Regions from separate parts of the Mus musculus genome. Here region 2 is linked to region 1. A link is a loop called in an ENCODE intact Hi-C map of the cell type or tissue named here. Cell type or tissue: left cerebral cortex. All regions are shown on one strand. Region 1 overlaps A930001A20Rik (RIKEN cDNA A930001A20 gene). Region 2 has its middle 38 kb from the start of A930001A20Rik.

Region 1 (5,000 bases):
CAGCTCTATCATAAGACAATTCTGAGCTGTGCTTCAAAAATTACTTAACAGTGTTGGTTGCCCTTAGCCCTTCTAGCACAAGGCCAGGATGCTCTGAAATAAGAAAATCTAAGACTGTGTCCATGTCCAATGGAAAATTACCAAGTGTTAGCCATCCCGGATATTCAACTAAAATCTGTGGCCAGCTTGTTCATCTCAACAGCCTGGTCATTCTGGCAGCACTGGGTCTCTTTAGCTTAGGAGAGCAACTTAATTAGTTTCTACCAGGATCATGCCTAGAAGAAAAAATGTCCTCATATCTCTGTCATGCCATAATGTCCTGCTTCCATATCTGACCATTTCACCATGAAAATAGAATGACTAGTTCCTTCAACTAAAATTCAGTTACTAGTTTTCAAGACTTCCTCTGTACTGAGTGACTGGCATCATGGGAACAGAAGTGAGAGAATAACAATATATACGGCTCTGTTCAAAGAAACTTACAAATATGGAAGACATTGCTATAGAAAATTGACAACATTTTATTTCTTTTCAGGACTTTGAAAAACATGGAACGAAATCCTGGACATGAAGAAAATTGGAAATGATTTCAACAACAACAAAAAAATTGCTTGTAAATCTAAGTACAAAACAAACCTTCCTTTCGATGTGAGGATCCATACTAAAACTTGACTCACCATGGATTAGTACCCAGTAGCTCTTCTCAGTCATGGAGTTATATAGCACTGTGGGGCCATCATTAGATCATCATTGTTCTACATGCATCTAGTGATCTCATGCACTTTAGTTACTCACACCATATCGTGTAGGAGCTGAACACAGGCTGCACAAGAGCCTGGCTCACTCTGCCTCTTTACTGGCTGAAGCAGATCCTGCTTGCATGAGGGCCACACTTTTTCTTGGCTCCATGATGCATTCACCCTGAGTCTCTTTCATTATCATTCTATGTTTCCTTTATTTTTAAGTAAATAAAAACATCCAACATGTCCTTTATCTTTGCCTTTGCTTTGATCTTCTGTTCTTGAACATTAAACTAAACATGGGCATGTACTCATGCATTAATTCCACCTAACTCAGCGATGCGGTCTAGTAATGTTCACATTCAGATATAGCAGTGTTACCTTATAAATTTAAACTGTAAATAATTCATAATGGACTGCAGAAGTGACTCAATGGTTACGCGCACTTGCTGTTCCTCCAGGGCATCAGCATGAAATTTTCTACAATTACATAGCACCTCACAGCCAAGTAGGCATCTGAGAAGCCATCTCTGGTCTCTGTAGGTATTGCATACATATGGCGGACAGACAAGTAAACAGGCAAAACATCAATTTACATACAACAAATAAATTAAATAAAAAATAAAAACTTCATTATAAGTTTGCATGCTTGCAATTGTATTTGTGATTTCTGTGAAGTTCAGTTTCCTCTTTCCTTTCCTTTCTTCCCTCTTAACTTATTTCCAGAACTCTGTAATCACTGTATTGTGGGAGAAGGGCACTTTACTTATAATAGATAATATTACAGAGTCTGTGTGGGTAGAGCATGTACAATTAGCTAAATGTAATCTATCAAATGAATTCCACCCCAAATCTTTCATTTCCTGAATCAGTGGATTCTCTATGTGGACTCCGGTCCTTGCCCACTAAAATGTACAAAGCAAATTGTAGGAAAGAGAATTGCAATGCTTTTATCCTATTTATCTTCTCCTGGAGTTAATAACAAGGTATTTAGTAAACAGGATGAGTGGAATGCCTCCAGGTCTGGAACTAATTTCTGCTGTGAGGATGGTGACACTCCATAAGGACATGTTGGGAGGTCCTGCACATAGCTCTGTGTACCAGTAGTCATTCCTCAAGGTCAGACTTCCCTTTCTAGCTGACTTTCCTTCCCATGCCAGGCCGTGCTGCCTCATCTGGATTACTGTATTCTAGCTGCTGAGTCTGAAGTAATTTCAGTTACAGCTCCTGTGTCAGCAACGTCCCATTCTGAGTGACTGAGATCTGACTTTTTCCTTTAGAATCATATTTCCAGCCCTCTATCCCTCCAAGCCTGGGACTTCTTATGAATTACTAACATGCAGACTAAGTTTCTCGGAGACCAGGGCTTGGCTGAGTCATAAAACTTAAACTGTGAAACAATCCTTTTGGGAACAGAGTCCTGCTCTCATGGCAGATGTGTCCCTTGCTCCTTCCTCTGCCCTGTCAGATGCAGGTGCAGAGATGCCCACCCACTCACTCACTTACCTTTGACTAGAGACTGCCTGTGTTCCCTAAGTCACTTTCCTTTCCCTTCTGTGGCACTCTGGGGAACATCGTTTGCTCTGACTCCACTTGTAAGATACATTTGGAGCTCAACTAAGGTCTGTTCGTGCGCTTTGACATTGCACCTGTCACAGAGATGCTGAACTTTTAGAGATGAGGAGGATGAATATAAATCAAAGCAAAACAGGAAGTTAAAAGTCACAATGCATATGCATGACCACACCAGATGAAGCAGTTCTTTCTGTCTGCATTCTTATTTCCAGTACCTTTAATATGTCTGGCATTCATTTGTATGCTTCGCTTGAGTTATCTGGTTTCCATAAAGTAGGGTTTTCTTTTTTTCAAGGAGCCTTTATCTCAATAAAGTGAGACTATTCAAACAAAGCATTGTCCCAGATAATTGGATTTTACAAAATGAGGTCGGAGCAAAATGCTCTTTTAGTTGTTCCTTGTTGAAACATGTCTACGATCTATTTTTTAGCTTAGTAAACAAAATGTAATTAATGGGTTGACTCTTATGTGAGGATTTCTGTTCCTGGTGTGCTTTCCGGCATTGGATCACTAAGCCCAAATGTATTCAATCCCACAGTACTTACTGTGCCCATTGTCCTTAACAATGATTTTACAAAGGTGAAAAGAACACACTATAGTGAGCTCAAGGTGGCTAGTTACATTGCTATTTGTGCTCCCCAAGCAAAAGCATTTTGGGTTTTTTTTTTTTAGAAAATGCTTTTGTTTATTTCCAATGGGTTGTCTACCCCATCAAGCTGGCAGTCAACCAAATCATTGAATTCTCAGAACAGAATTGTTTATACAATTTAAATAGTGCTACAATATTACTACAATTGCTATGTATAGCTAAGTAGACACCTCCCCTATATTCTTTATACATCTTGATATTTTCAAACTTGCTTTAGTTTACTGCTATGCTCAACCTTATTCTCTTAGTGTAAATAAAACCACATAAGTGAGATACTTGTTTTCAAGCTATAATATAATCTTTAACCTGTGTGATCTAATTTAAAATTAAATAAATATCTCCTTTACCTTTTTATACAAACTGCAAGAATCTACAGCAAAACCGTTGCAGTGGTCCCATTTGGTTCTCTCTTCTTAGATGCCTTGTACATTCAAACCTAAGAATTTGAAATTTATTTGTAACAAATACAAACAAAGTAACAGTGGTATGGTGTTGCTGCAAAGACCAGTTTCAGCTCTTGTCAGGCACTTTGATACAGTACCTTGGGATAAACTGTACCAGACATCTGACTTGTAGAAGATGAGATAATAAATACTGTTTTAAACTAGTTAGTTTGGTAGAAAATTTTTATGCATCAAAGTATAATTAGTACAACTGATAAGGAGTTAGGAATAATACAAAATGATATTGATAGGAGTGTTTTGATATTAATTATCCTAACAATATTATTAAAATATGAAATTATACAGTGTTTTAATGTTAAATATAATCATACTATACTAATGGTTTAATATGAAAACTACATTAAAAAATGTTCATGCCAGGCAGTGGTGGCATATGCCTTTAATCCCAGCACTTAGTAGGCAGAGGCAGGTGAATTTCTGAGTTCGAGGCCAGCCTGGTCTACAGAGTGAGTTCCAGGACAGCCAGGGCTACACAGAGAAACCCTGTCTCCAAAAAAACAAAAGTAAGTAAATAAATAAAAAATCCTGACTAGTTTATGTGCAAAGTGGTGTTACTGGGTTTTGACCTTAACTTGTGAGTTGCTTCAATTAACTGCATTTCCCTGATGAAGAAACCATAGCATGGAGATGCACACGAGCAACCTCTAGTAAAAGCCTGCATTCCTAATGACTGTAATGTAAGAGGAGACAGTCTCCATTTGCCAGGATCACTTGGTTTTTGTGAGCTTTGGAGACTTTTTTTCTAATCTCATTTTTTTTTTTTTCCTAAACCAAGCAGGGCTGTGATTTGAACTGTCTCTAGCTCTGGTCTCCAGATATTATAGTCTCACTGTAAGATGCCTGAAGATATATATCAGTAGCTACATAGCAGGCACACAGTGGATGTCTCTTAAGTGCATGGTTCAATGTGTGCTTGCATGTTGATCTCTGCCACCGACAAAATCTTTTCTGTTGCCCTTACAGCTGGTCAGATGGACAGTGTGTGGGGGTTGGTGATGTATTTCACTGGCAAGTGCTAGGGCCAGGCGTGCATCAAGCTCAGGAAGATTTATGCATCTTCGCCATCTTCTTCAGAAGATTGCCTCACATAGTCTAAGTCTAGGTTTTGCTTATGACAGAAAGATATATGGAGGTAATTTGTCATCTCATGTTTTTTTCCATCGTCATTATGGGTAAGAATAAAGCCTGCAATTTCAGATCCTTTGAACTGAGATGGAATGAAAATATCTTTTCATCTAAGTGTAGCTCTTCCTGCTATAACTGTTGGGAGTATAAATCAGAATATTCTGTATGAAGAGAAAATTTAGAATGCAGAACAAAATTATTCATGTGCAGACTCTTTGATTCAACATTTTCACTTTAATTTATTTAATATAAAAGGTTATTATTTTATAAGCAAATATTTATGCTTTGTTACGTTTTATTTATTTTCTGTGTGTGCATGTACAGGTGCATGTATGTGTGTGTGCTTTTGTGTCCTTGTGTGTGTGTGTGTGTGTGTGTGTGTGTGTGTGTGAGAGAGAGAGAGAGAGAGAGAGAGAGAGAGAGAGAGAGAGAGAGAGAGAGAGAGAG
Region 2 (5,000 bases), 71 kb before region 1:
TATTCTTGGATGTATGGTCTTTACTGAAAGTATGGTCACCTTACCAGAATCCACACTCTCAAAGCAAACTTTCTTTTTCTTATCAGCTAATAACTGACAAAAGCTGCATGACTATCATTGGGTTGAAATGTATAACTCTATTCTTTATTTTGAGATTTAGTCCAGGTTGGGCTTGCACAAGTTTCATTCATGCTGTGGTCTCCACTGAGTTCATATGTGCATCTACCCTGCTTTATCAATGAATATTGTTCCTTATAGTTGTCTACTCTGCTCTTAGATTCTTTCTGAATCTTCTATGAAATTATGTTTGAGCCTTGTGGGTAGGGGGTATCATATAAATGTTCCATTTAAAGTTGGACATTCTTCAGTTTCTTATTTTCTGCACTCAGTTTTTGTATTATTGAGAGTCTACTGGTTATAATGACATCTCTCTAGGGTTTTTTTGTTTTGTTTTGTTTTGTTTTTTTTCTGTAGTACCTATGGTATGGATAGTACAGGTTCTTGATACAATAATAATGACAGGTATGAATTTTATCTTGTTGAGCAGGACTTAAATTTGATCAGGTAATGGTTGGTTACTCCCATAATGTTCATGCACTACTGACTATGTTTTGCCAGAGTTTATGGCTGGGTATGACTGCTTTTCTCCTTTGGGAGCCTGCATTGAACCTTTGGCACTATAAAATCTAGCCAAGTAGGGATGACGTTTCTAAGTCAGTTCCAGTCAGTATCGTGTTCAGTAACTCCATTTTCTAAGACACTCAATTATGTGTCATTTTTGCAAAAGGTCTTATCGTCAAGCTATGAGGAACAACCAAAGGCAATGTCAATAATCTGTAGTATTTGAGGATCTATGGTATCTCACTAGCCAACAATCTCAAAAGAAGAAAATCATTCTTGGCACTGAATTTTTTATTAGCCTCTAGTGTATAACAGAATCATTTTTATCATGTTATAAGGTATATACATTTTAACTCATCTTATGTAAACACACACAAACACACAGACACACACATACACACAAAGAGAAAGAGAGAGAGGGGGGAAGAGAGAGGAAGAGAGAGAAAGAGAGAGAGATGTTTTTACAGTAGTAGATTTCCATATGACCTTTAAAGGGGGTCTTCATTTTTTTTTAATTGGATATTTTCTTTACTTACATTCAAATGTTATCCCCTTTCCTGGTTTCCCCTCCAAAAAACACCTTCTCCCTATCCCCTGCTCACCAATCCACCCACTCTGCTTCCTGGCACTGGCATTCCCCCACACTGGGGCATAGAGCCCTCATAAGACAAAGGGCCTCTCCTTCCATTGATGTACGACTAGGAGGTCTTTATTTTTATTTATGCTTTTCCATACTGTTCAATGGAGGACAGATAGAACATACCAACCCTTTGATAAGGCCATTGGGTACACTGAGTAAAGGCTCATTATAATAATTTTGTTTTGATTTGGTTACTTCTCTAAAGATAAATATAAATATTTTAGCAAAATTGAACTCAATCCAGAGGAACATTTCATTAAAGAATTATTTATTTAAATTGCTATATTATTTAATATAGGAATTATTTATCAATTACTTATTTTTCTTTTGAAAATTTATTAAGAATGCCACTAGGAACTTGGAGGAAAGATTGCAAAATATATAGGTTGATTATGAAAAAGGGTTCCATTTGCATACTTCAAGCTTCAATATTAAAGCACAGGAATGCTTTTTCTAGTTCAATCAGAAATTGTTAAATATTACTTTAAAACATTTCATTTTGATATATTAATGAAAGAATGGAGAAAAATATTGCAGAATAACCATATGATATCACATGGAAAAGACAGCCTTTAGTATGTATAAAGAATTGAAAATATTTGACATCTTAATGACTTGTTCAGACATATGAAAGTAAACACAAATTAGCCAGAATGGCTGCCTGGCCTGCAGTTTACTTGTTTTGGGAATTCTGGGAAGAGGCAGCTTCTGTCTTAAATGCCAGTACACTGGGGAAAGGTTGCTCAGTGACTAAGTGTATCCAGTGCTTTTGCAGGGGATGCAGGGTTTGGTTTCTAGTACATACCAGACAGCTCACAACTGAATGTGACTCCAGTTGCTTGGGGATATGGTGCAGTCTTAGAACATCTTCAAATACATGGCACACATACACTATCAGGCACACACACACACACATGTACACACACACACACACACACACACACACACATCGTTAAGAAAAAGCACACTGTCAGCTAGCATGTACTCATGGAAAGTTTGCAGTCTGTTATGATGTTCTGGGGCATTTACCATTCTGCCTACATTAAGTATTACTTTTTACCTCGGTCAAAGATACCTGAAATAGTCCTTTGATAAAGACAAGGGCTTCTTCAAACTTAGTCTTGGAGGCTTCTGTCTGTGTTCTACTTCCTTTTGCTTTTGTTTTGTGGTGGGGCATTGCAAGGTGATAGGTAATGTGCTCTTGCAGAAAAGCTGATAATATCATGTTCTGGATGGAAAAAGAAAAAGAAAAGAAGGAAAGAACAGAGTAGGTATCAACAATTCTTTCTGAGGACATACACAGAAAGACTTGGGTCCTTCAATTAAACCCCACCGCTTAAAGTTTCTGCCATAGGTAAGCAACTGCTGGTTTGACCTGGGGAACTTTAGAGAACATTCCAGATCCAGGCAACAACAGTAAGAAACCTGTCTTGTACCACTTACAAGGAAGTTGAGCTAGTAATACCTTTCTTCTACATTGTCATAAATACCAAAAGAGACATCAAAGAAAGTACTTTGTCACAGAGGCTGGCATACATGGCTCTTAGATAAATATTGAAAGAATCTAAATTATATATTTGCCCAGTTTCTCCATAAACACTAAGGAACGTTTTAAAATTCCTATATCTTCAGGCAGTGGTGCCATACACCTTTAATACCAGCCCCCAGGAGAGAGAGGTAGGTGGATATCCATAAGTTTGAGGCCAACCTGGTCTAGAGTGAGTTCCAGGACAGGCCAGACTACACAGAAACCTTGTCTTATGGGAGGAAAAAAAAAAGATTACAAAAGAAAAATTTCAGACCCTATGCCACAGCTCTCAATACCCAAATTCCACTGGGAGAGAGTTGTTCTCCAGGAAAGCTAATACAACTGTGATCACAGGTAAGACCACTACTTCTGCTCAAATTCCTGGCCCAAGAGGGACCAGCCCAGAGTCATCAGGAAACACGAACCAAGGAACAGCTGGGGACAGGATACAGTTTCTGTCTATAATCTGGAGCTGACCCTGTGCCACAGCTCTTCGAACCCAAATTTCTACCAGAGATAACTGATCTCCCAGGAGTGTTGACACATAGGCTTGCAGGAGGGACAAGCCACAGTCACAGACAGCAAGACCAACTAACACCAGAGATAACCAGATGGCAAGAGGCAAGGGCAAGAACATAAGTAACAGAAATCAAGGCTACTCGGCATTATCAGAACCCAGTTCTCCCACCACAGCAAGACCTGGATACATCAAAACACCGGAAAAGCTAGACTGATTTAAAATTACAACTCCTGGTGATATTAGAGGGCTTTAAGAAGGACATAACTCCCTTAAAGAAGTACAGGAGAACACAAGTAAACAGGTAAAGCCCTTAAAGAGGAAACACAAAAATACCTTAAAGAATTACAGGAAAACACAAACAAACAGGTGAAGGAATTGAACAAAACCACCCAGGATCTAAAAATGGAAATAGAAACAATAAAGAAATCACAAAGAGAGACAATTGTGGAGGTAAAAAGCCCAGGAAAGAGATCAGAGGTCATTAATACAAGCATCACCTACAGAATACAAGAGATAGAAGAGAGAATCTCAGATACAGAAGATACCATAGAAAACATTGACAAAACAGTCAAAGAAGATGCAAAATGCAAAAATCACATAATCTAAAACATCCAGGAAATCCAGGACACGAGAAGACCAGACCTAAGGATACTAGGTATAGAAGAGAGTGAAGATTTCTAACTTAAGGGGCCAGTAAATATCTTCAACAAAATTATAGAAGAAAACTTTCCTAACCTAAAGACAGAGATGACCATGAACAAACAAGAAGCCTAAAGAATATACAAGAAGGCTACAGAACTCAAAAAGATTGGACCAGAAAAGAAATTTCTCCAGTCACATAATAATCAAAACACCAAATGCTCAAAACAAAGAAAGAATATTAAAAGCAGGAAGAGAAGAAGGTCAAGTGACATATAAAGGCAGGCCTATCAGAATTACGCCAAACTTTTCAACAGAGACTATGAAAGCTAGAAGATCCTGGACAGATGTTATACAGACACTAAGAGAACACAAACAGCAGCCCAGGCTACTACACCCAGCAAAACTCTCAATTACCATAGATGAGGAAAACAAGATATTACATGACAAAACCAAATTGACACAATATCTTTCCCAAATTCAGCCCTACAAAGGATAATAGAGACAAAACGCCAACACAAGGAAGGAAACTACACCCTAGAAAAAGCAACAAAGTAATCTTCTTTTAACAAATCCAAAAGAAGATAGCAAAACATAAAAATAACATCAAAAATAACAGGGAGCAACAATTACTATTCCTTAATATCTATTAACATTAATGGACTCAATTCCCCAATAAGAAGGTATAGACTCATAGACTGGATTCGTAAACAGGACTCAGCATTTTGCTGCACACAGGAAATCCACCTCAGTGTCAAAGACAGACACTAACTCAGAGTAAAGGGCTGGAAAACAATTTTCAAAGCAAATGATCCCAAGAAACAAAGTGGTATAGCCACTCAAATATGGAGTAAAATTGATTTTCTACTAAAAGTTATCAAAAAAATAAGAAAGGACACTTCATTTTCATCAAAGGAAAAAATCTACCAAGAAGAACTCTCAATTCTGAACATCTATGTTCCAAATGCAAGGGCATACACATTCATTAAAGAAACTTTACTAAAGCTCAAAGCACACATTACACCTCACACAGTAATAGTGGGAGACTTCAA

The links. Hi-C counts contacts between places; a loop is a spot of excess contacts. Peaks named below come from ENCODE experiments on the same cell type or tissue, not always from the same donor. Only the 100,000 strongest peaks of a DNase experiment are listed, where the experiment ranks them.
Region 2: a loop joins it to region 1, with 7 times the contacts of the local background. A loop is called at or near these places in 1 of 42 quality-filtered maps.

The regions. Positions count from the first base shown.
Region 1 is chr3:15,001,335-15,006,334 of GRCm38, forward strand. A930001A20Rik (RIKEN cDNA A930001A20 gene) reads left to right here. Exons shown (of 4, transcript NR_040550.1): 4 at 536-1,393. Among named protein-coding and RNA genes, the nearest start is that of A930001A20Rik, 33 kb to the left of the region's middle. In left cerebral cortex, no CTCF peak of the experiment used is centred here; a DNase peak (open chromatin) is centred at 2,183.
Region 2 is chr3:14,930,263-14,935,262 of GRCm38, forward strand. No RefSeq gene overlaps it. Among named protein-coding and RNA genes, the nearest start is that of A930001A20Rik, 38 kb to the right of the region's middle. In left cerebral cortex, no CTCF peak of the experiment used is centred here; no DNase peak of the experiment used is centred here.